3 separate regions of the Homo sapiens genome follow, and all the other regions are linked to region 2. Evidence: chromatin loops called from intact Hi-C (ENCODE). Cell type or tissue: psoas muscle. All regions are shown on one strand. Region 1 holds the start of LOC124903348 (a long non-coding RNA gene). Region 2 overlaps NEK9 (NIMA related kinase 9). Region 3 overlaps RPS6KL1 (ribosomal protein S6 kinase like 1).

Region 1 (8,000 bases), 230 kb before region 2:
CAACACCTGGAAACAATGGAGTTGAGCTTCAAGTCTTCTGATTGGAAACTTGTGTTCCTTTTACAATATACTACCAATACACCAATATAGTTAGTACATTTTATAGTTAAATTTCTGATGATTCTGGAAAGGGAAATAAATGATCAAAATGGTAATAGTACCTGTTTTGATAGAGGAGATTTCCTTGTGCCCTTTTTATATGACTACAGCTAAATTGCCCTTTAAGACAAACCCAGGAAACCCTAGCCAGTCACTCCTCACGTTGTGGGATCTTAACCCCGAAACAGCTACTGGGGATAGCTGGAAGATTTGAATATCTCTGGGATGTCACTGTCCAGTTTCGAAATAATTTTATAAATGGGTTTCTTCCAGGAAGGATCTGAGTCTCTCCCTGCGGAGACAGCCCTGAAGAACTCCTGTAACGTCAAGCTGGCAATTTCCAAGAAGCAATCTGGAACCTGCATTTCCAAAGAGACCCACAAGAAAGAAAAGACGTGAGGTTGGGAAGCACTGGTGCCAGAGCCCTCACTAGCGGGTGCTGCCTGTTTCTTGGGTAGTGGGCTAGGAGCATCCCTGCTCTAGTGGCCCCTGATTCTGCAACCCTAGGACTCCTCTGCTTCCTCATCAGACACAAACCTTGATAAGACAGCTCCAGTGAGAAAGCCCTGGGAGAAGGTGAATTAAGGACACTTCCTTTGTAGGAGGAGCTGATCTCGCTAATGGGCGACTTTTTAACTAAGCAGGTCAGAAAATCTTACTGAAAGTAAATCTGTGGCTCAAAGAGACTTCGGTATTCTTTTCCCTAGTACTAACTGTGGAAAGGAGTGCCCCCAAGCTTCTGACTGTCATACCTCATTCCACTGCCTTTTAGGGCTGGGTCTGAAGAGCTTACACTCCTGCTTTCAGAGCTGGTTGACGGGGGTGCTGTTCTAGAATCCTAACCCAGACTGGCACCATGAATGATGGGTTGCCCCACTGCCAAGCTCCAGACCCAGCTTGGCTTGGGGCTTGCTGCCACTGCAGGTCAAATGACCACCCTATGTGGAAAGATGCAGCAGTGCTGCCTGTCCCATACTGGCCGTGACCCCTTGAGCCTCAGAAAGGGAGACATGGACAATTTTCCCCACAGGTAGTCTTAGCTTTCCAAACATACTCTGACTCACCAGTCAACCAGTGGATGACCACAGTTCTTGTATTTTTTGGAGGTATCAATAAACCACTCTTTGTGATCACAGTCAAGGGAGAAGTCAAGAAGAGGGAAGTGTAATCTGTGACCAGATATACCCGGCACCTGCAGAATCAGATGCCAGCCTAACAGCTGTCAGCTGTGCATGAGGCAACATGCATCTCTTGATTAGGAATGTGCGCCAGTGACACCTAGGCTCACCTTTCACTGACGCTTTACCTCTGAGGTGCCACCAGTGTGCCTTCATAGGGATCCCCGAGGGACTGAGCTTGAGTGTTGTTTATTGTTATTTCCAGAAAGGATTTGAGGTGACTTGCTATGGAAGGCCCACTGATACATTTTCAAGGGAAAATACAGATAAGAATCAAATCATGAAAAGCATAGAAATTGTTGAGAAAACCTAGGCCAAGACTAGGTGCCACAACTGAGCTCAGCATTCAGTCCTGAGCCTCCTGGCACTAAGGCAAAAAGGTCAGGAAGTTATGTAACTTGATAATGACAGGGTATTCAGTCTAAGATGGTGTAACACCTGGCAGCCCTCTCACTAAGCTTCAGAATGAAGACTGGCTGTTGACTCAGTTTGCTGCTTCCACCTGTTGCCCAAGTGAAGATGTTGAGGCTGTAATCTTTGTGGATGATACAGAGATTGGCCCAGGCTGCCCTGGCTCTCAGTAACTTAAGGAGACACAGAAGAGGGATCTTTCCTAAAACTCGAATCATATAGGGAAGACACTCATCAGATCTCATGGGAACCCAGTACATGGTCTTACCTCAAAGTCATTTCCCTTGTTGTAGTGCATATTGAGAGCTTGAAAAAGTTCTGAATTGCGGAGAACCACCAGCATTTTGGGATTTGTGACACCATCTGAAATTGCTTGCCGGGCAGATTTTTCCATTTGGATGTAATAAAACTCACGAAAGTTGCTGAACCACTTGATCATCTGGGAGGTAATGCAGCGGTTGAACTGTACAAACAAGAGGTCCATCCAGTCAGACATTTGCCACGAGGTGCTCAGAATTAGAACTGTCTGCTTCCAGCTCAGTATAGGGGTTCATATACGGCTTTAACCAGCATTAACAGGGGCTTCCTTTAAAAAAAGAAGCGAAGCCACCGCTATTTTCCAAGCCTATTTAGTTATACTCAGAAAAATCTAAATTAGCTACAGTGCCCATTAGAACATAACTTTTTTTTGATATGCTAGATTTATGGGGGTTGTTTTACCCATGAAAAGCTTTTTGTGGTGTTTGAGTGGGACTTAGGGGTCACGACCAGTGTGGTGCCAGATTTTGCTGCACCCAGGTGGACTGCATGGCAGGCCTGGGGCCTTCCACTTGGATAAAGGGCCAAGGGAAGGGCAAGATGTAGGTCAGGGAGCAGTTTATTAGCAACTTTGAATTGTGGAATGAATTGAAATCAAAATCAGAGGTTGCTTCAGGGATCAACCAACCAACTGAATATGAGGGAAAGAAAAGCTTGAATGATGTAGACCAAAAGTATTAACAGCCCCTAACCCAACACCCAAAGTAAAAGAGGCCCTCAGAAACCTTTTATGGGAACAGGGGAGGTCTGGTCCCAACAATTAGTTTGATTTTCCTTATTGTCACACTTCATCTGTATGTACTTTCACTCAGTTTTGAACTATAGCAATTTGAACATAAATTTGACAGTGTCTGACACTCTGTCTCTCTCTCCCTCTCTATATATATTTTTTGTTGTTTGTTTGTTTGTTTTTGTGTGTTTTTTTTTTTTTGAGATGTAGTCTCGCTTTGTCGCCCAGGCTGGAGTGCAGTGGCGTGATCTCTGTTCACTGCAACATCCACCTCCTGGGTTCAAGTGATTCTCCTGCCTCAGCCTCCGAGTAGCTGGGATTACAGGCGCACGCCACCACGCCAGCTAGTTTTTGTATTTTTAGTAGACATGGGGTTTTACCATGTTGGTCAGGCTGGTCTCGAACTCCTGACCTCAGGTCATCTGCCCACCTCGGCCTCCCAAAGTGCTGGGATTAGAGGCATGAGCCACTGTGCCTGGCCTATATTTTATTTTTCATAGTGTCCCCAGCCAAGGCAGAAAACTAGCCAAAAAGGCCACTAACTAGTGTTTCTGTTTCCCTCTACTTTTCCTGCCCATGTGTTTCTGTTTTGGGGATTATCTACAGCTCAGTAGCTTAAGAATTTAGACAGCCAGCCTTTCTAGCCTAAAGTTATTCACGGTTATTTGGGTAGAGTCTCAGCCCAGAACTGGACATTGCTTCCATCAGCAACACTAAGGGGAGCTTGAAGTGCACATATGATGACCTAGGACTTGCCTCACACCAGGCAAAACACACTGCCTCTTGGGAGTTCTGCAGAAGCTGCCATTTAGTTGAGTGACTTTACCTGAACATCAGGAAAATAAACCTTCAGGAGGTTGGAGCTGGGATATCGTGTGAAGAAAAACATTAGTTTGGCCTTCTTCAAGTGACCAGGGTTTAGACCCTCCTGGATTTATCTCAGTGTCAAGGAAAATGAACACTTTAAAATGCCAGTTTATCAATTAACTAGTGAATTCCTTGTTCCTGTGGTTTCTATTTGATTTCATTTTGTTTTTCTGATTGGAATTGTGTATTTGCTCCATTTTTCTGTCTCTGGAAACTCTGGTCAAATAAGCTGGATGACATATGTGCACAGTTAAGTCACAGAATGTAAAAATCATCTCGATGTGGAAAAGTTATGTAGCATAGATGATGTCAAATACAGGTTGGTGTATTTTGTGTGTGTGTGTGTGTGTGTGTGTGTGTGTGGTGTCTTAGATGTCAAATACAGGTTGGTGTATTGTGTGTGTGTGTGTGTGTGTGTGTGTGTGTGTGTGTGTGTGTGGTGTCCAAGTGGGATGGGAAGAGATGGCAATTCTATCCCAGATAAACCATTTCAAAACCCCAAGCAGAGATTTACTTCCCCTCTCTGCCTCAGTTTCCTCAGCTGTAAAACGAGAAGAGTAAACTAGGTGGTCCCCATTCTGGCTGTCACTCTTATCATTGCCTTCACAGTGTTGCCTTTATAACCAGCAAACATCTAAGCAGGCTGAATACCAGCTCATATTTTGCTCTTGCTCAAGAAGCTTGAATGGTTGGGTGGTACCCACTCTCCATTTGCCTGGCAGAACTATCCCTCATCTTTCAGGTCTCAGCTCAGAAGCTCCCACCTCTGTTAAACCCTTCCTTGCCAAATTAGGCCTTCCTTACCCTGGGCTATGAAGACTCTTTGTACAAACTGTTGCAGCGATGACCTTATTGGAATTTTTACTGTATGTTTGTCTCGTCTAGACTGTGAGCTCCTTGAGAGTGAGGACCTTATCTTTTCATCTTTGTGCCTAGCCCAGTGCTAGGAACATAGCAGGTGCTCAATAAATATTTGTTGTGTGAAGGAGTAAGTGAGTGAACGGTCAACCTTAATCCATACACATATATGGAAATTAGATTCCAAACTATACCTCACTCTGGGAACAGACAGATTCCTTCCCCTTTAACAAGAGTCGGAGAATTGTGATGTGACTGCCTAGCACTAGGGCAGGACGGAAATGAAAAAAAGATTTACACAAATACGCTTTGCATTTTTAGGGACAGTCCTTAGGCTGGGTGAGAAGCATTACACAGAGTAACCTGGGATCTCAGATCCGAGAGCTGTAGCTTAAGACAGTGAAGACTTCCACATAGGATGAATCTGTTTAACCAAAAGAAACCAGACCAACTGACTATGGTTATAGGTGGCCCAGGCACCTAGTTGCTGCACAGGAGATCCCTCCCTGCTGCCCCATCAGCCCCTACTTACCCTTCCTACAGATCCACAAATGCTGTGGAGAGAATCCTGGATTGGGATTCCAAAGACCCAGTTTCAGACACTGATTTTGCCATCTATTAGCTGTGTGACCTTGGGCAAGCCACTTAACTGCTCTGAGCCTCATTGCTAAGATGTGGAGTATAGTGGTTAAAGCTTGTACTTGGCCATCAGATCCCGGGTTTAAATCCTGGTTGCTCATTAGTGTGTCTTGGGACTTTGGACGAGTTAGCTCCCTTCTCTGTCTCTGCTTCTCGGATACCCGATCTTAGAGTGGATGCTTGAGAACGGTGAGATAATACAGGTCTAAACCCGTTATCTGAAATGCTGAGCCAAATGGAGTTTGGATTTCAGAATTTGTTAGCTTATAAAGATAATACGATGTGTGTACCACACATTAATTAACATCCACAGCTGAGACAGTGTATAATCCAATACATTAACATTTCTGCAGCAGAACGTATGACTATACTAAGTGGGATAAAATCTATTAATAGCCTCCAATCAGTGCAAGCCAGGTTTTGCTACCAAAAAAAAAAGATTGCATCATTCTTAGGGGGGGAAAATCATAGGGCCTGTCAAAGCTTTATGGGTTTCAGAATTGTAGCTAAGTGGTGGTGGGCACATATGTGTGAAGTGCTGGTAGCAATGCCTGCCACCGAGAAGGTGTTCTGTCAATGCTCCCCTCGTGATCTTCACATCTGCCCTACCTATGTCACAGGATGTCATGTGAATGTGAACGTTCTTTTTATGCTGTAAAGCAGCTTGCTCTCAGGTGGCTTTCATGGCCCACAGGAATAAATCTCTTGGAATATAGGCAGCAGGAATGAGGGAAGAGTTGAGGGGCCAGGGTGCTGCTAGGGGGTCCCAAGTCATTCCAAAGATAGTCAAGTACTTCACCCATGCAGCCAGTCCTGGCTTAGGTATTTCTTAGGATAGGCCCCAAACCTCCAGAAGCTCTCTGAGCCCAATCCCCAATTTAGGGGGCAGGAACAGGCACATGTAGGTGCTCAACAAATAGCAAATTCTGGGAGACTGAGGTGTTTTTGCAGCTGTCTGAATTTAATGGAGAGTCAACTAGTGGTTATCAAAGGCCCAGACAGGTAGCCTTTCTTATAAAGAAAATCTGTCTATGGTGGAATCTCTGCCTCCAAGAGTGGTGGCAAGTGAAGTGTTCTCAGCATTGGTTTTACAGTTGCTCGCTAACTTCCAGGAAAGCTTTGGGGTGTTTCCAACACTTTTGACCGGCAGGGGGCGCTCATGGCATTTAGGACACAAAGGCAGGTTCTGGCATGGTAATGAGCTGGTCCCACCCCATCCTGCTGCCCTCACAGTAGTTGCCAGGCAAAGGACACGACTGTTCCCACCTGGATATGCAACTCCATAGACTCATCAGCTTCTGGAGATTCCCCTCAAAGCTGCACACAAGAAGCAGCAGCGTGAGCACAGCTAGCTTAAAAAGCAACATCCAAAATATATTCTCAAGAACTTAAGTTCTGCAAGATGCTTGTTAGAAGTGGTCATATGGGTTTGGGGCTGTGTACATTCTCCTCTTAGAGCTTCCATTTACTCATGTTAAAGGCTCTGAGAATTCCTGCAGAAAAGAAACTATCTCAGTATTTCCCCAAGGTACTTTTTCTTCTAACTCAACAATTATTAATATCCCGAGGGTTACTCTGGGAAATACATTAAGAGAGTAGTGTCTACTTAAGGGTTGCAAAGATGATGCAATAAGATCCAGAGCCCTGCAGATCAGCCTGGGCCACTCAGGCCTCCTCATGGGGAGCCTCCTCTCCCTTCATATGCCCAGCCCCTAGTCTCCAGGCACTCCATTGCACCTTGGAAGTTGTTCCTTAAACTGGAGACCTCTGGCCGTTTCCAGCCACCTCTCTGGGTTTAATCCCCGAGGAAAACTCCTTTTCCATTTGGCCCAGAAGTTTCTTGTTCCTCATCTGCTCCCCAGGAATTATCTACACAATATAGGATTTTTGCTTGTAGAGCTATGGGGTTGGGGAGGCCATACCTTAGATGACGTCATTCCTTTGACCCTCTCCTCCTAAGTTTATGGGTGGCTGACAACCAAATTATGGATTCTTTCTTCCTTAGGGTATTCATTGTATTTCAGAAGCCTATTTGAGTCTCAAAACAAAACCCTTTTAGACCCAAAGGAATAAGTCAAGTGGCAGAACCCGATGGGTCATAGAAGAAGCTAAGTGAACCTTCCCAGGTCCTTAAATTCCAGAATGTGGTCACCACTATAAGCTGAAGGCCCAGAGCAACATTAAGAAGACCCTGAGTGATCTGTCCCCAGCTCCTCTTCAACTTTTAGTTTTCTTGTTTCTCTGCACAGTGTCAATGGTATTTTAAATTATTTATTGAAACATTGTCTCTCTCTGTTGCCCAGCTGGAGTGCAGTGGTGCAATCATAGCTCACTGTAACCTCGAACTCCCGGGCTCAAGCAATCCTCCTGCCTCAGCCTCCTGAGTAGGACTACAGGCATGGGCCATCATGTGCAGATAATTTTTTATTTTTAGAGATGGGGTCTAGCTATGTTGTGCAGGCTAGTCTTGAACACCTGTCCTCAAGTAATCCTCCCACCTTGGCCTCCCAAAGCACTGGGATTACAAGCATGAGCCACACTGCACCTGGCCAACAATGAGAACTTCAATTGCTATTAAAGGATATGTGGACCAAAGAGAAAGGCAGTGCCTCCATGACAGCATGCAGGCCTCTCTGTTCCATCTTCACCGAGGGAAGAAGGGGTAGACTTTCCAGATGGGCAGAGGTGAAAGGCAAGGGACACTGCTGCTGGCTCAGGACCAATGGTTGCGGCTTAGTAGTTCTCCAAGGTCGTAGGGCAGGCTCTGAGGAGGGGTGCCTCTGGGAAGATGAGTCCTGGGGAGGACTGCTACTCCAATGGCCATTGTTGTATCTATGACCCAGTAGCTGGCTAAGAATCTGATTTTCCTGGATGTGGGAAGGTGCAGTCAAGGGAAAGTT
Region 2 (8,000 bases):
ATGGAAAAAGTCCTGGGCAAAACAATCTTCTCCCTGCTATAGCTGCCAATCTTACCTTGTGTGTGTGTGTGTTTTTGAGACAGGGTCTTGCTCTGTTGCTTACGCCGAAGTGCAGTGGTGTGATCACGGATCACTGCAGCCTTGACCTCCCCAGATTCAGGTGATCTTCCCACCTCAGCCTCCTGAATAACTGGGACTATAGGCGTGTGCCATCATGCCCAGTTAGTTTTTATTTTTGGTAGAGATGGGGTTTCACCAGGTTGCCCAGGCTGGTCTTGAACTCCTGGGCTCAAGCAATCTCCCAAAGTGCTGGGATTACAGGTGTGAGCCACCGTGCTCAGCCTGTATATTATTTTCTAAAGTAATTTCATAAACATTAGTTCATTTAATCCTCCAAAGAACCATACAAGGTGTCTATTATTTTCTTTCAGGTGAGAAACCAGGGCTCAGAGAAAACAAAGTAGCCCAAACACCTACAGCTGGCAAATGGCAAAGCCAAGGGCCTAACCCTATTTCTCTGCTTCTACTTCCCTCTATATAAAACAATAGCATGGCTCTCGAAAAATAATGCAAGCAGCATCACCTTTGAAGTATTTTCACTAAAAATGTTTAATGTGAATCTAATCAAGCCTTAGGTTAAACTTCCAGTTTTCAGAAAAGACAGGGTGACAGAAAAACAAGTTAGACAACACCCTGAGAAAACAAGACAAATCTAGAATGTGGGACATTCTGTTGAACAACTGCCCTGGTTTCTTCAACAAGTCAATGTCATAAAAGTATTTTTTTAAAAGGTGAAGCAGAGCATGGTGGAACATGCCTGTAGTTCCAGCTACTTGGGGGGCTGAGGTCAGAGAATCACTTGAGCTTAGGAAGTCAAGGCTGCAGTGATCCATGTTTGTGCCACTGCACTCCAGCCTTGGTGACAATGCAAGACCCTGTCTCAAAATAAATACATAAATAAGGCCTGGCGCAGTGGCTCACACCTGTAATCCTAGCACTCTGGGAGGCCGAGGCAGGTGGATCACGAGGTCAGGAGTTTGACACCAGCCTGGCCAATATGGTGAAATCCCATCTCTACTAAAAATACAAAAATTGGCTGGGCATGGTGGTAAGCGTCTATAGTCCCAGCTACTCGGGAGGCTGAGGCAGAAGAATCACTTGAACCCGGGCGGTGGAGGTTGCAGTAAGCCGAGATCACGCCACTGCACTCCAGCCTGGGCAACAGAGTGAGACTGTCTCAAAAAATAAAAATAAAAATAAAAATAAAAATAAAAATAAAATAATTTAAAAAAGGTGATGGTGGTGGAGGGAGCTGTTTTAGATGAAAAGAAATGAGACATACATATAATGTGGGATTCTTGACTGGATTCTAGTCTGATAAAAAATGGTTATAAAGGACATTTTTGTGGGGGAAAACTGGGAAAATTGAGGTATCAGCTGGATACTAGATGAGAATTGACAATACTAGTATTAATTTTTTTAGGTGTGGTTATAGTATTGTGGTTGTTCAGGAGAATGTCTATTTTCAGAGGTATGTAATTAAGTATTGTAAAAGAAAAAACATACACTAAGAAAAAGCAATGCAAGTGATGAAAATGATTCAATCTAGGTGCCTGAACAAGGCCCAAGGCTTCTGGGATTATAATTACAAAAATGGTATCATTAAAAACTAAGGATCGGCCAGGCGTGGTGGCTCACACCTGTAATCCCAGCACTTTGGGAGGCTGAGGCGGGTGGATCATGAAGTCAAGTGATCGAGACCATCCTGGCCAACACGGTGAAACCCTGTCTCTACTAAAAATACCAAAATTAGCCGGGCATGGTGGTGCACACCTGTAGTCCCAGCTACTCGGGAGGCTGAGGCAGGAGAATTGCTTGAATCCGGGAGGCGGAGGTTGCAGTAAGCCAAGATAGCACCACTGCACTCTGGCCTGGCAACAGAGCGAGACTCCGTCTCAAAAAAAAAGTAAGGACCTGCAAAGGAACAAGTCTATTTCAGTACTTTGTGTTTTGTTTCTGTGATTCTTCAAAACAGGCTTAGAAATTGGATTATTCTTTTAATGCTCTCACCTGCTGCCCTCCTTCTAATTTCTTGTTCAACTTCTGCAGTTGGGTAAAAATCTGGAGGTTTTCTTGCTGTAGCTTCTGTTGTTCAGCCAGACACTTTAACACCAGACCCTGCAATCTCTCAACCTCCACCTGCAGAGAGCTGCACGCACACGCAGGAGGAGTCAGTGGTGTTCCCTTCCCAGCACAGGTTACTGCAGGATTCAGCCGAGGTGACTAGAGAGACAAGAAGGAGATTGCAGGAGGTTCTGCCCAGGTGTCATAGCTCCTCAATCCAAACTTCCTCTAAGTGCAATCGGATTTTACTTTTAAATTAACAAGATAAATCATATATACACATGAATATATGTACGAGAAACAGAAATGCTAGGATTATAACAGCGATGGGCACTGACATAACATGGAAAGTGAACTCTCTGCCTCAGTCCCCATTAGGCCAAGGTGGGAGACCAATCATCTATTTTGGAGGACTTTGTGAAAAATTTTAAAGCACCTTGGTATCTTCTCATTTAAAATGCTGAAGTAGGGAAAAGCATGATTTGGTTTGGAACAAGTCTTTCAGATCACAGACCCAAAGGGTCAATATTCATGATATGCAGTGAATCACACTTTAGAAAAGATCTGAGAGGTGGTCAGTAAACAGGACCACCAACACAATTTAAGAAGGTGAACTGACAGAGAAATTAAAACATTCACCTTGAAGTTTCAAAGGTATTATTACCTCTTCTGGGAAGCTTTCTGATGATCCTAGTCTGGATTTTTCTCTTTTCTACTGTACTTTTTTTATAGGAGGGTTCAACAAATAGCCCATAGGCCAATTCTGGCCCACTGCCTGTTTTTGTAAATACAATTTTATTGGAACACAAGGATGCCCATTCATTATGTATTACTTGAAGCTGCTTTTTGTGCTACAATGTCAGAGTTGAGTAGTTGCAAAAGAGGCTGTACACATTTCTGTCTAAAATGGTCTAAAATAATTACTATGTGGCCTTTAATAGGAAAAGTCTAAAATAATTATGTAGCCTTTTATAGAAAAAGTTTCATGACCTTGGATTATAGTTTTACTGAGGTATTTACCACAATGTCATTTTTACCAAGGTTAGGTGTACATGTGTTGCTTCCTCACTAGACTACCAGTATTACTTCTTTCTTATATTTAGAGCCTCTAACCTACCCTGCCAGTGTCATGAAAAACTGAATTTGAATTTTGGTATTTCTGAGGCAGAGGGAAAAGACAATCCCTTTAGAAAGGTGTTAGCCTGTCAGAAATGTGGAAGGGTAAATACCTTTCTGAGGCAACTCAGTTTAGTCTTGGGTTGAGGCTTTAAGTACTGCTGAATAGACAGTATAATGAGTTGATGCAGGGCAGCTGAAACCCAAAAGCTAGAGCGAGGCCAGAAGAACCAGGCAGAGCTTGCAGTGACTGTTTACCTAGTTGTGATTCAAAGGCAAAAAGCTCAGTTACCGAGGCTTCTACTTGGGGTTTGTGTTCCAAAGGAGCTTCAGAGGCCACTTTGAGTCCTTGCAGCTCTTCATAGGGCAGGGTATCTTTCTCAGATTCTGAAAACGCTGCACTGAGAGGAGATGGGCTGTCAGGCATGGGGATAAATTCTGCATTTTCCAGCTCCTATGTATATGAGAAAGAATCTCATTAGTCTGTTTGCAGTATTTGCTTCCTCCCAAATTCCCTTCTTTTTGCTATAGTTTTCCCTCTCTCATGACTTCAGCACCCTCTAGTGGGCAAGACAGTTGTGGTTAACAACATATCACAGCCTACCTGTGAAAAAACTGCCACCCCTTCATCAGAGAAACAGTGATGCAAAGGCAAACTCAAAGAACACAGGCTGGAGTTTCTGGTGTGTCACTCCAACACGCTTATTCTACACAGGCTATTCAGTGAGCTGGGGCGCTCCAAGGAAGTGTCAGTGAGGCTGGCTGCAACACTGCTGAAAGCTGAGGCTAAAGGTGCAGACAGAACAGCATGCTGCTTCCTCTGTTCACGCTCCTCAAATCACTAGCAAGTTTAGTCTTATTAGACAGGGAGCTTTAAACCTACAGATTTTTTTTTTTGAAACAGGGTCTTGCTCTGTTGCCCAGGCTGGAGTGCAGTGGCACAACCATGACTCACTGTAGTCCTGACCTTTGGGACTCAAATAATCCTTCCACATCAGCCTCCTGAGTAGCTAGGACCACAGGCATGTGCCACCATGCCCGGCTAATTATTATTTTTTTGAGACAGAATCTCACTCTGTCACCAGGCTGAAGTGCAGTGGCACAATCTCGGCTCACTGCAACCTTCACCTCCCAGGTTCAAGTGGTCCTCCTACTTCAGCCTCCCAAGTAGCTGGGATTACAAGCGTGTACCACCACAACTGGCTAATTTTTTGTATTTTTAGTAGAGACAGAGTTTCACCATGTTGGCCAGGCTGGTTTCAAACTCCTGACCTCAAGTGATCTGCCCGCCTTGGCCTCCCAAAGTGCTGGGATTACAGGTGTGAGCCACCTCGCCCAGCCTTATTTATTTATCTATTTATTTTTTGAGATGGAGTCTCACTCTGTCGCCCAGGCTGGACTGCAGTGGTGCGATCTCGGCTCACTGCAACCTTCGCCTCCTGGGCTCAAGTGATTCTCCTGGCTCAGCCTCCCAGGTAGCTGGGATTACAGGTGCGTGCCACCATGCCCAGCTAATTTTTTTTTTTTTTTGAGACGGAGTCTCGCTCTGTCACCAGGCCAAAGTGCAGTGGCGCAATCTCGGCTCACTGCAACCTCCACCTCCTGGGTTCAAGCGATTCTCCTGCCTCAGCCTCCTGAGCAGCTGGGACTACAGGCGTGCGCCACAACGCCCGGCTAATTTTTGTATTTTTAATAGAGATGGGGTTTCACCATGTTGGCCAGGATGGTCTTGATCTCTTGACCTTGTGATCCGCCCGCCTCAGCCTCCCAAAGTGCTGGGATTACAGGCGTGAGCCACCTTGCCCGGCTAATTTTTGTATTTTTAGTAGAGATGGGGTTTCACCATGATTGGCCAGGCTGTTCTCAAACTCCTGACCTCAGGTGATCCTCCCGCCTTGGCCTCCCAAAGAGCTGGGATTACAGATGTGAGCCACCATGCCTGGCCCTGGCCTTATTTTTTTTTAAATTTTTATAGAGATGGGGTCTCCCTATGTTGTCTAGGCTGGTCTCAAACTCCTGGGCTCAAGCAATCCTCCTGCCTTGGCCTCCCAAAGTGCTGGAATTACAGCTGGGAGCCATCATGCTCGGTCTTTTTTTTTTTTTTTTTGGTAAAAAATTTAAAATTTCACAAACCATAAATATTTACTGTAGAAAATGAGAAAATACAAATGGGCAAAGGAAACTAATAAAATTCACCAGCAATTCCATCACTTACAGACAACCACTTTAAAAACTGTCAATACATAGTCTTGTTGACATTCTTTTGTGTGTTACATATTTCCTAAAAGAATGAGATCATACAGATATATCATCCTCTTCTGCATAGCCATATGTTGTGAGTAACTTTCCATGAAAATAAATATACTTCAACATTCTTACTTTTTTTTTTTTTTGAACAGGGTTTTGCTTTGTCACCCAGGCTGGATTGCAGTGGTACAATCATGGCACAGCTCGGCTCACTTCAGCCTCGACTTCCCAGGTTCAAGTGATCATCCTGCCTCAGCCTCCTGAGTAGCTGGAACTATAGGTGCACACTACTACACCCGGCTAATTTTTTAAATTTTTGGTACAGACAAGGTCTTGCTGTGTTGCCCAAGCTGGTCTTGAGCTCCTAGGCTCAAGTGATCCTCCTGCCTCAGCCTCCCAAAGTGCTGGAATTATAGGCATGAGCCACTGTGCCCAATCCAACATTTTTACTTTCTGTATCTCAACTTTCATCAACCATTTTCCTATTGTAAGGCATTCCAACTGCTCCAATATTCCATTTCTATAAATGACAGTATAAAATCTGTAAGCTTAATCTTTATATACATGTACTACAAAAACTGCCATCAAGGTAGGTTATAGTAACTTATAATACATTCACTTAAGTAACAAGGGTATGAGAACATTTTTTATCTTTTTGGAAAGAAAAAAGGATTAGTGATTAGGCAATTTCTTTCCAGGTAGAAATCAGAAGGCTGGATTCAGGATGCACAACAGTTTACTAGGTACTTGGAAAACTGAGAGACCCTGACAGCTCTTTCTAGTTCCTGCAAAGGGCCACATATTTTATCCAAGTTACTTCTTCCAAAGGAATTACCTTTCGAAGCCAGCCAGGACAGGAGCTGCTGGCCCCATTACTGTTCCCCATGGCCTCTGTGGGACTGATTAAACCTTCCATTCCTCGGTCTGCTTCCATTGTTCCTCGGAAGCCTCCACTTGGGTCAGGAGTTTCAGATTCCTGCTGACTGTCCTCTTCTTCACCACCGCCGCCCCCGCCGCCTCCTCCCGGGCTAGAGCTCTGAAACACTGACAGATATACAGCACAGAAATAGACAGCTTTGCTATGCAGCAAGACAGATTTACCATTTGACAACCCTACTTACCCTGGAAAGGTGCCTATAAGCTGCATGAAGTGCAATGGCAACAGTGCAAGTCAAATGTTAGGGACTAAATTTTTGGTTTTCATACAAACTATGTTTTGTAATTTTGTATAGTTGTATTTGTATATCAGGATGCTCATAATGATAATTCACTTCCATTTACCAACTTTGTTTATCTTGTATCCATAGCAGGTTATCAATATTCTAAAAGCATTACCAAACAATCCCCCCAACCACAGCCCACCAAATCTAGCACCCATGCTTACTCTGCTTCTTTAAGAGATACATTCAGATTCCAGCATCCTCCATAGACACTTATCTTATATAAAAAGGTCTTTAATATTTGAGCCAAACTCCTCTTAAAGTTGCCAGATAAACTTACCATTAACTCCCTGTCCGGGGAAAATCTGAATGTTGAATTCTTCAACTTTTTTTTTTTTATTTGAGACCGAGTCTAGCTTCTGTTGCTCAGGCTGGAGTGCAGTGGCCCGATCTTGGCTCACTGCAACCTCTGCCTCCCAGGTTCAAGCAATTCTCCTGTCTCAGCCTCCCGAGTAGCTGGGATTACAGGCACACACCACCATGCCCAGCTAAGTTTTGTATTTTTAGTAGAGGCGGGGTTTCACTATGTTGGCCAGGCTGGTCTCGAACTCAGGTGATCCACCTACCTTGGCCTCCCAAAGTGCTGGGATTACAGGCGTGAGCCACTGCACCCAGCAATTTTTTTTTTTTGAGGCACAGTTTCATTCTGTCATCCAGGCTAGAGTGCAGTGGCACGATCTTGGCTCACTGCAACCTCCGCCTCCTGGCTTCAAGTGATTCTCGTGCCTCAGCCTCCTGAGTAGCTGGGATTACAGGTGCCCGCCACCATGCCTGGCTAATTTTTGTATTTTCAGTAAAGACAGGGTTTCACCATGTTGGCCAGGCTGGCCTTGAATTCCTGACCTCAAGTGATCCACCCGCCTCGGCCTCCCAAAGTGCTGGGATTACAGGCGTCAGCCACTGCGCCCGGCCAATTCTTCAAAATTTAATGTGAATATTACATTCTCTGACGACTATCTGTATCCATTTTTATAATATAATGGCTGATTCTTTCATATCATACAGCATATTCCAAGCAACCTTAATGAAGACTAGCTGATGTGTGGTCAGGAAATGAAACTGAATTTTAATATGGGCCAAATAAAAATATAATTAAGAAGATTAATCTGTCAAAGTTAAAGAAAAATTGCCTGGTATTTTCTTTTTTTTTTTCTCTTACTCCTCAGGGATCCTTGTTCTGATGCCTGGTATTTTCTGAGGCTAAATGTAAAGAAGGGTTAATTATCACCTGCTGTGCTGGCCTGGGGACTAACTGGGTCATGCTGAGATCCTACGGAAGCAGCAGAACTATAG
Region 3 (8,000 bases), 170 kb before region 2:
GTTGAGGTGGGGGTTGAGCTGAGCCTTCATCCTCTCCTGGGTAGAGCCAGAGCTGAGCCCAGAATGTCGGGAGTGCGCCTGGGAGAGCAGGTGGGACCAGAGAGTGCCTCCTGGGCCATGCAGAGGGAGCGGTGAGCGTGGGGACAGGGAGAAAAAGAGTATGGATGCCAGGGCCGGCTCCCACTCCTGCCTCCCTTCTGTCTTGGGCGCAGACTTTCCGCCTCTGGGTGTCCTGGCCTAGTTCAGCCCCTCACCTCTGCTCCCTCCCACCCCTCAGCTTAGAATGCCCTCTGCCCTCCTCTTGACCCAACTAAAGTGGGCCCAGCCTTACAAACTGGCACACCACCGAGAGATGTCCAGCACTATCAGTGTCTGTGGTTTGGGTGGTGGGTTCACTAGTGTGAACACTGTTTTTAGGGAGACCGATATAAAGAAATTTAAAGAAAAGTCAGGCACACACTTATGATGACTATATGTCATGACCCCAGATGTGCACCTCACTTTAAAAAGTCATCAATACAACCATCAGTATCTGCTACATGGCCCAGTTCCTGTCCTCATAACTTCAGTCACCACCACCCTGTCTGGCCACTCCCAAGGGATCGGCACAACCCGGAAAAATGAAAAGAGCCAACGCTGGAGGAAACAGCGACAGAGGAGACAGCTGTGATTCTCACGCCCACCCACGATGTGGACATCCACCCCAGGATGTCCCCTGCCCCCTTGGTACCACACAGGGGCCCACAACAGCCTGACTGGCCTCCAGAAAGGCCGGGTCCCCTGGTCTGTGCTGTACATCTGGTGCAAGCTCCGCCCCTCCCCAGGGCTCAGCTTTTTTTTTTTTTTTTTTTGAGGCGGAGTCTTGCTCTGCTGCCCAGGCTAGAGTGCAGTGGCGTGATCTTGGCTCACTGCAACCTCCACCTCCCGGGTTCAAGCCATTCTCCTGCCTCCACCTCCCAAGTAGCTGGGATTACAGGCACGTGCAAGCACACCTGGCTAGTTTTTGTATTTTTAGTAGAGACAGGGTTTCACTATGTTGGCCAGGCTGGTCTTGAACTCCTGACCTCAGTTGATCCGCCTGCCTCGGCCTCCCAAAGTGCTGGGATTACAGGCGTGAGCCACCACGCCCTGCCAGGGCTCCGCATTTTAAGGGTTGACGACATACCCCAAAGGCCTGGGGAGCTGACAGGGGGCCCCAGGCCTGCTCACCTTGCACATGCTCCAGGTGCAGGAAGATGGAGTCCTCGCTCACAAAGTACCTGAGCAGCTTCGTCATGTAGGGGACTCCGTGTGGGATGATGGTCAGCCGCTCCCTGCTCACCATGTGGCACCTGGGTAGGCTCTGGGAGCAGCAGGGCAGGCAGATCAGCCGGGGACAGGCCAGAGACTGCTGCTGTTAGGGGACCTCCTAGCCCTGGCTTCAGGGGCACCCGAATGAGGGTGGAGCAACTGCCTCCCTCAGTTCCTGACCTGTCCTTACCCCCACTGCCCCTGTAGAATCTGGGTCCTCCACCCTCTAGCCAAAGAGGGGGCAGTGTGTGTGCATGTGTGTTTGTGTGTATGTGTATGTGTATGTGTATGTGTGTGTGTGCATGCATGTGTGTCCATCTGGAAAGTGGGGCATGTTCAGGCAGAACAACCAGCTTTTGTGGGAGGGAGTGCAGGCTTCAAATGCAGGTTCTGGGTAGGAGTTTCCAAGAGCCCTGAGAAAGATCCAAGGGGAATGCAGAGTGGCAGGGGCAGGGTGGCACCTGCCTTCACCACAAAGGTCCCTCCGGTTGCCGGGTCCTGGACCAGCTGCACCTGCCAAAGTCCAAGAGGCACTGGTTAAGGCAGGTACTAGCTCCTGGGGCTCCGTGACCCCAGCCTGACCCCCTCCCAGGTTCCTCCACTGAGGCTGACTCACTCCAGTGGCAGGGCAGGGAGGGCGGGCTTTGGTGGCACTCCTGAAGCAGACATCGATCCTATCCTGCTCACCCACCCCTGCTAGACCTGTGGTCTCAGATGCTGCCTCCTCCAGGAAGCCTTCCCAAGATTACAGGGGCTGGGGTCCCTAATCTGCCTCCAATGCTCTCTTAGTTCACCCTTAGGAGAGCCTCTTCACACTGTCTAATCTGTCTCCCACTGGACTGTGAGCTCAGTATTCCCGGAGCCCTGCACAGTGCAGGGATGTAGTAGGTGCTAGACACATGCACTGTGAGCAGCCCGGGCCTTGGCTCACTGTGTGCGTGGTGGGCATGCGAGCAGAATGCCCTGCCCTCTCCCTGCCCACGCTGGGCCAGGCCTCATGCCACCTGACGGGAGGGCTGAGAAGCCCTGTTCCACCTGGACCCCAGAGATCAGCTGAGAAGCCCTGTTCCACCTGGACCCCAGAGATCAACTGAGAAGCCCTGTTCCAACTGGACCTCCAGAGATCAACCCCTCACCCAAGGCCTTAGCTAGAGCCCCAACATCCTGCAGGGTCTGAGGTGTCATGGCTGGAAGGGACCTCAGAGCCAGTCACTTCCTCTGATCTCTTGTTTTACAACTGAGGAAGCCGCAGCTCTGAGGTGACTCCAGGTCTCCCCAGCGCAGCCATGTTGTGTGGGCTTGGCACGCTGCGTTCAGGCCTTTTTCCCACTCCACTCCACCCCCTTCATTTACACACACCCCCATGACACAAGTTTATCTATGTGAAAAACCTGCACATGTACTCCTGACTGCAAATAAAAATTTAAAATAAATAAGTAAAGTCCGCTTGAGAGGCCGTCTTTGGAGAGCAGCCTCTCCTTCTTGTGTTGGTTTCCATTAGAGGCAGACGCTGTCAATCGCAAGGTCAGGGCCATGTTTGGAGTTGGGCCCTTGACTCATCTGCATGGTGGGCAGGGGCGGGCCCCAGCATAGGAGCGGGCACATGGGTACGTCGAGGGCGGGAAGGCAGAGGATTCAGCCCAGGTGAGGGCATGTGGAGGCAAGGCCAGCACCCTGGGGTTGTGACTCCTTGGCTGTTGGCCTGCCCTGCGGACATTCCCCAGGGAGGCTGTGGCCAGCCATGGTCGGGGTGGGAACTGGGCCCTGAGGCCAGGCTGCTGGGCAGTGAGGAAGGCCACAGCTTGGGATCAGGGTAGGGGAAGGGGCACTGGGCTTCGATCCTGGGCAAATTGAATTGATTTTCTCATCTACCAACCAGGAATTCCAAATGCCTACCTTCCCTACATCTCTGGATTGTTGAAGCCATTCTGAAAGCCCTTGGTGAGGGCCAGGTGTGGTGGCTTATGCCTGTAATCCCTGTAATTTGGGAGGCCAAGGCGGGTGGATCACCTGAGGTCAGGAGTTCAAGACCAGCCTGGCCAACATGGTGAAACCTCGTCTCTACTAAAAATACAAAAATTAGCTGGGCATAGTGGTGCCCGCCTGTAATCCCAGCTACCTGGGAAGCTGAAGTAGGATAATCACTTGAACTCAGGAGGCAGAGTTGCAGTGAGCCTAGATCAAGCCACTGCACTCTAGTCTGGGCAACAGAGACAGACTCCATCTCAAAAACAAAACAAAACAACAAAAAACAAAAAACCAAGAAAGCCCTTGGTGAGTGGAAAGGCTGTGAGAATGTCAGTGATCACATCTGCCAAGTCACATGGCCTCTCTGAACCTTGCTCTTTTTAAGTACAAAACGGGGTCATAGCAGCACTTCCTTCAGGGGGTCCTGAAGAGGATTCTGTTAAAGCAGGCAATTCAGGCAGAGCAGCAGCCTGCACCTGCCGCAGAACACACCCTTGATAACCTGTCGTGATTATTACCAGTGTCATCCGAGGGGAAGCCCACCCTGGCTGTAAAGTGGTTACTCTGTGCTAAGCACTTTACATAGGTTGTTTAATTTTATCCCCACAATCCTGCCAAAATTCAGGCCTGAGCCTCAGAGAGGTTATGTTGCCTACTGTCCCACTGCTAAAAAGTGGTCAAGTCAGGACCTGAACCCAGACAGGCTGATCCCGGAGCCCTGCAGACTTTACTGGAACTGGGGGCACAACCAGGTGACCCTGGCAATGGCCTTCCCTCCTGAGCCTGTTTCTCCATCATCAGTGAAAGGAAGGCAGTGGACTAGATGAGAGCGCCCAGGACCCTTTTCTCAGCAGGAGCGAGGTGTCCTCTCCAACCACCAGAGGTCTCTCCTCCAACAGCCAGAGACCGAGTCCAGCCTGGGCTTGGCTCCCTGACCAAACTTGTGCAATGTTAGAAAAAGCAAGGAAGAAAACTCTGGAGTCATTTAGGAGAACAGAGTTTCCCACAAATCCTGACACCCCAGATAATTCCCCACTGTCCCTTGCCAAGTGGGATTCCCCACCACCTGGTCCTGGGCAAGGGCCTGTAACTGACAGAGTCCAAAAAAACTAGCGAAGGAGGGAAGGCTGAGGAGGCCAGAAATAAACCTTGATCCATACACTGAAAGATTTCTGTTAAAAACATATTAAAACCAACCTCAGTATTCAGAAATAATTAGACTAAAACATTAACAGTGATTATCTTGGAGTTCGGCAGGATTCAGGGGATTTTCTTTTTCTTCTCCTTTTTCTTTCATTATATTTCAAAAGGGCAGCAAAGCAGCAGGCATTTTCCCATTCATCCAACCAAACAAGAAACTCCTTTTACTCAGTGGTTTGGAGGATGGAGGACTGTCTAGTGCCTTGACTTCTTTGTTTATTATTTATTTTTTTGAGACGGAGTTTCACTGTTGTTGCCCAGGCTGGAGTGCAATGGTGTGATCTCAGCTCACTGCAATCTCTGCCTCCCAAGTTCAAGCGATTCTCCTGCCTCAGCCTCCCAAGTAGTTGGGATTCCAGGCATGTGCCACCACACCCAGCTAATTTTGTATTTTCAGTAGAGACGGGGTTTCACCATGTTGGTCAGGCTGGTCTTGAACTCCTGACCTCAGGTGATCCACCCACCTTGGCTCCCCAAAGTGTTGGGATTATGGGTGTGAGCCGCTGCGCCCAGCCCCGCTGACTTCTTTGAACCTCAGTTTAATTCTCTGTAGGACAAGTATTAAAATGCAGCACTGTCCAATTGAACTTCTTATCATGATGGCAGGATTATATGTCTGCACTGTCCAATATGGAAGCCAGTAGCCACATGGGGCCATTGAGCACTTGAAATGTGACTGGTGCAACTGAGACACAGATGACTTCATTTTAATGAATATGAATGCACAGAGGCTTATGTGCCTAGTGACTACTGTGTTGAACAGCACCCTATAAGGCTTCGTTCCCCCATGGTGACTGTGAGGATTTAATGCCACAGCTCTGTAAATGAGAAGGTTCCATACAACTGTCGGGTGAGCCTTCCATTTGGGAAGATGGAAGGCAGTTCTGAGTGCTTTCTCTCACCTTTTAAAAAAGAGCAATTGTTTTAAATAAAGAGACCCACTGAATTCTTGGGACAGAGGGACAATTAAAGCTTTGGTGAAACACGGTAAACCTTTTCTTTAAAGATGCACAAAGTATCAAAATCCCAGGAGGACTCTCCCATGGAACAAACAAGCCTAAAGGTTTCAAACAAGTTCTTAAACTCAAAGGTCCACAGGGGCCAGGCATGTGAGCAAATAGGCAGGGTGGAGGCGCAGAAAGGAGGGCTGGTGCCCCGTCTAAGGCAGGCATCTCCTCCTCCACTCCCTGCTGCCACAGGGGAATGGGAGGCCAGCGTTTCCAGATCTGATTTTTTCAAGAGAAGCAGGAAATCTGGACTTTTATAAGAATCTGCACATTTTCAAATGTTGGTAACAACTAAAAAAACCCAAAAAACAAACAACAAAAAAAACACCCCTGTGTTTAAGCCAAATAAAAGAAGAAGTGACTTGGATGACCTTCTTTTTCTTCCTCCACCCTGTCTCAGAGCCTGGCTCCTGCACGAGGCTCAGCAAATACCCGGTGATGTCTCCCTGGCCCCCAGGCTCTGAGGCCAGGCCCTCGGGTATTCTGGCTGCTTGCCAAGTCCCGACCCACCCACCTCACTGCTCCCTGCCACCATCTCTTCAGCCCTTAGTTATCCTAACAGCCGGACACGTTAGGGGTCACTCAAGCATCATCCCGAGCAAGCCCTTTGCTTCCTCCCTGGGCCTGAGGGTTGCTGCTGGCTGGCACTGCCCACTTGCCCAGATCTGTCTGGGCACAGCTGTGGAATGGAACAAGGGTGACAGTATATCCAAGTCTGGCTGCAGGGACCCAGGCCCAGGGGCAGTAACACCTTTCCTAATTTGAGGAAAGTGATGCTCCTGGCTTGGGCATGACACAGGGAAAGGAAGTAGGATCTCAGGAGGGAGGTGAAGTCCTTAAGTTGAGTACCCAAGACAGGATAAAAAAGAAAAAAAAGAAGGGTAGTCCTGAAATAGAATGCGGCGGGCCACTGGCTCACGCCTGTAATCCCAAGTGCTTTGGGAGGCCTAAACGGAGGTGGAGGATCACCTGAGGCAAGGAGTTCGAGACCAGCCTGGGCAACACAGCGAGATCTCTCTACAAAAAATAGAAGACAATAGCAGGGCTTGAGACTGTGGTCCCAGCTACTCAGGAGGCTGAGGTGCGAGGATTGCTTGAGCCTGGTAGGTCGAGGCTGCAGTGAGCCGAGATCACGCCACTGCACTCCAGCCTGAGCTACAGAGCGAGACCCTGTGTCAAGAAAAAAAAAAAATGGTTGGGCTTGGCTTTAATTTGTGCTTTCCATCTGCAGGGGCCTCGAAACACTGGATTCCTAAACCACTTTCCTGAGGCTAAACAAGTTTGGGGAATTCTGTGTCACAGTGTACATCTGCACCTAAACACTCTAAGAACTCCGATCATTAAGAAACAAAGCCATATAACTTCAACTCGCTGTTTTCCTATCATACTCAGCTCAGAACCCCTCTCACCACAACACCTATGGTTCAGCGGGATCGTACCGGGAGGCACGGTGTCAGTCACCTCCCGGCCAGTCCCTGGGAACGGCTGTGCTCAGCCAAGGTTGGGTCGTGGCCACTGACACTCAAGCAGTGGGGAGGGGACCGTGGCAGATGGAAGCTGGCAGGGCCTGCGCTGACAGTCTGGGACCTGCCCCAGGGACCCAGGAGAAGCAGCTGGAGTAAGGCCCGGGAGCAGAAGCCTGCGTGCCTCCCAGCTCACTCCTGTCACTTGTATTTAGAGCCATCAAGCACGTACTCAGTGTCACAGCATGTGCCAGGTCTTTCCCCAAAATTGTTTTGTTTTACCTCCCAGATCACCCCATTGGGGGAGAATTCTCATCTCACTTTCCAGAGGAAGAAACCACAGCTCAGAGAGCAGGGGGCTTGCCCGTGGCCACCCGGGGTGGTGCCCAGCGCGGGGCCTTCCCTCAGGCAGCATGTCATCCTCTTGCCTGTGGGAAGTACAGGACTGTCTCCTTTTCTCTGTGGGCCCCCAGATCTACCAAAATCACCCAGTGAGTATGTTAAATAACAGATTCTTGGGCATCTGTATTTTTAGGAAGCTCTCCATTTAGCCAGCTTGGTAAAGAACTTCTTGGGTGACTATTCCAGGGTTCAGGGGAAGAGGGGAACCTCATACTGGCTGGACTCTGATTTGACCTCATTGTCTGTCCTTCTAATCAGAAGCACTCTAACAATGAGTGCCCCGAGTAAGGGTTGGGACGTCGCCTCCTATCTTCTTGTCTGCCCTGAATAAGGCAAAGCATGCGAGATAGCATTGGGACAGGGTAAAGTTACAGTTAGGTCAGGAGAGGAAAAAAAGGGCAGACTTGCCAAGGCCCTGGGCAAGGACGGGCCAGAACGGGCCCTCTCTGGACAGGTTTCTGGAGTTGAGCACGTCCCAGCCGCAGGAAGTCCCCAGCTGTGCTCGGTAGAGCGTCTTGGCTGCAGCCCTGGGGTTCAGGGTGAGTGTGGTGGGGGTGCTGTGGGAAGCGGGAAGTGGGAGTGAGCAGGGCCTCGAGGACTGGCAGGGTGCCCTGGGCATAGCTCCTCGCTCCTCCTGCAGTTTCTGTCCCAACTCTCCCAAGGAGCAGGT

What was found. Peaks named below come from ENCODE experiments on the same cell type or tissue, not always from the same donor. Only the 100,000 strongest peaks of a DNase experiment are listed, where the experiment ranks them.
Region 1: a loop joins it to region 2, with 8 times the contacts of the local background. A loop is called at or near these places in 60 of 110 quality-filtered maps.
Region 3: a loop joins it to region 2, with 7 times the contacts of the local background. A loop is called at or near these places in 85 of 110 quality-filtered maps.

What each region holds. Positions count from the first base shown.
Region 1 is chr14:74,854,845-74,862,844 of GRCh38, forward strand. It overlaps PROX2 (prospero homeobox 2), which reads right to left. Exons shown (of 6, transcript NM_001243007.2): 3 at 7,686-8,000; 4 at 3,563-3,670; 5 at 1,957-2,151; 6 at 1-458. The coding sequence ends at 288. LOC124903348 (a long non-coding RNA gene) reads left to right here and starts at 3,662. Exons shown (of 2, transcript XR_007064269.1): 1 at 3,662-3,922; 2 at 3,989-4,591. RefSeq lists an enhancer at 1-1,036. In psoas muscle, a CTCF peak has its summit at 6,241 (motif pointing right); a DNase peak (open chromatin) is centred at 6,267; H3K27ac peaks cover 594 bases.
Region 2 is chr14:75,084,948-75,092,947 of GRCh38, forward strand. NEK9 (NIMA related kinase 9) reads right to left here. Exons shown (of 22, transcript NM_033116.6): 19 at 6,323-6,531; 20 at 3,533-3,694; 21 at 2,071-2,283. Among named protein-coding and RNA genes, the nearest start is that of ZC2HC1C, 19 kb to the left of the region's middle. In psoas muscle, a CTCF peak has its summit at 3,790 (motif pointing left); no DNase peak of the experiment used is centred here.
Region 3 is chr14:74,910,039-74,918,038 of GRCh38, forward strand. RPS6KL1 (ribosomal protein S6 kinase like 1) reads right to left here. Exons shown (of 12, transcript NM_031464.5): 6 at 1,756-1,803; 7 at 1,210-1,342; 8 at 1-110. Among named protein-coding and RNA genes, the nearest start is that of RPS6KL1, 9.2 kb to the right of the region's middle. In psoas muscle, a CTCF peak has its summit at 4,133 (motif pointing right); DNase peaks (open chromatin) are centred at 4,163, 7,023 and 7,893; H3K4me3 peaks cover 1,080 bases; H3K27ac peaks cover 3,690 bases.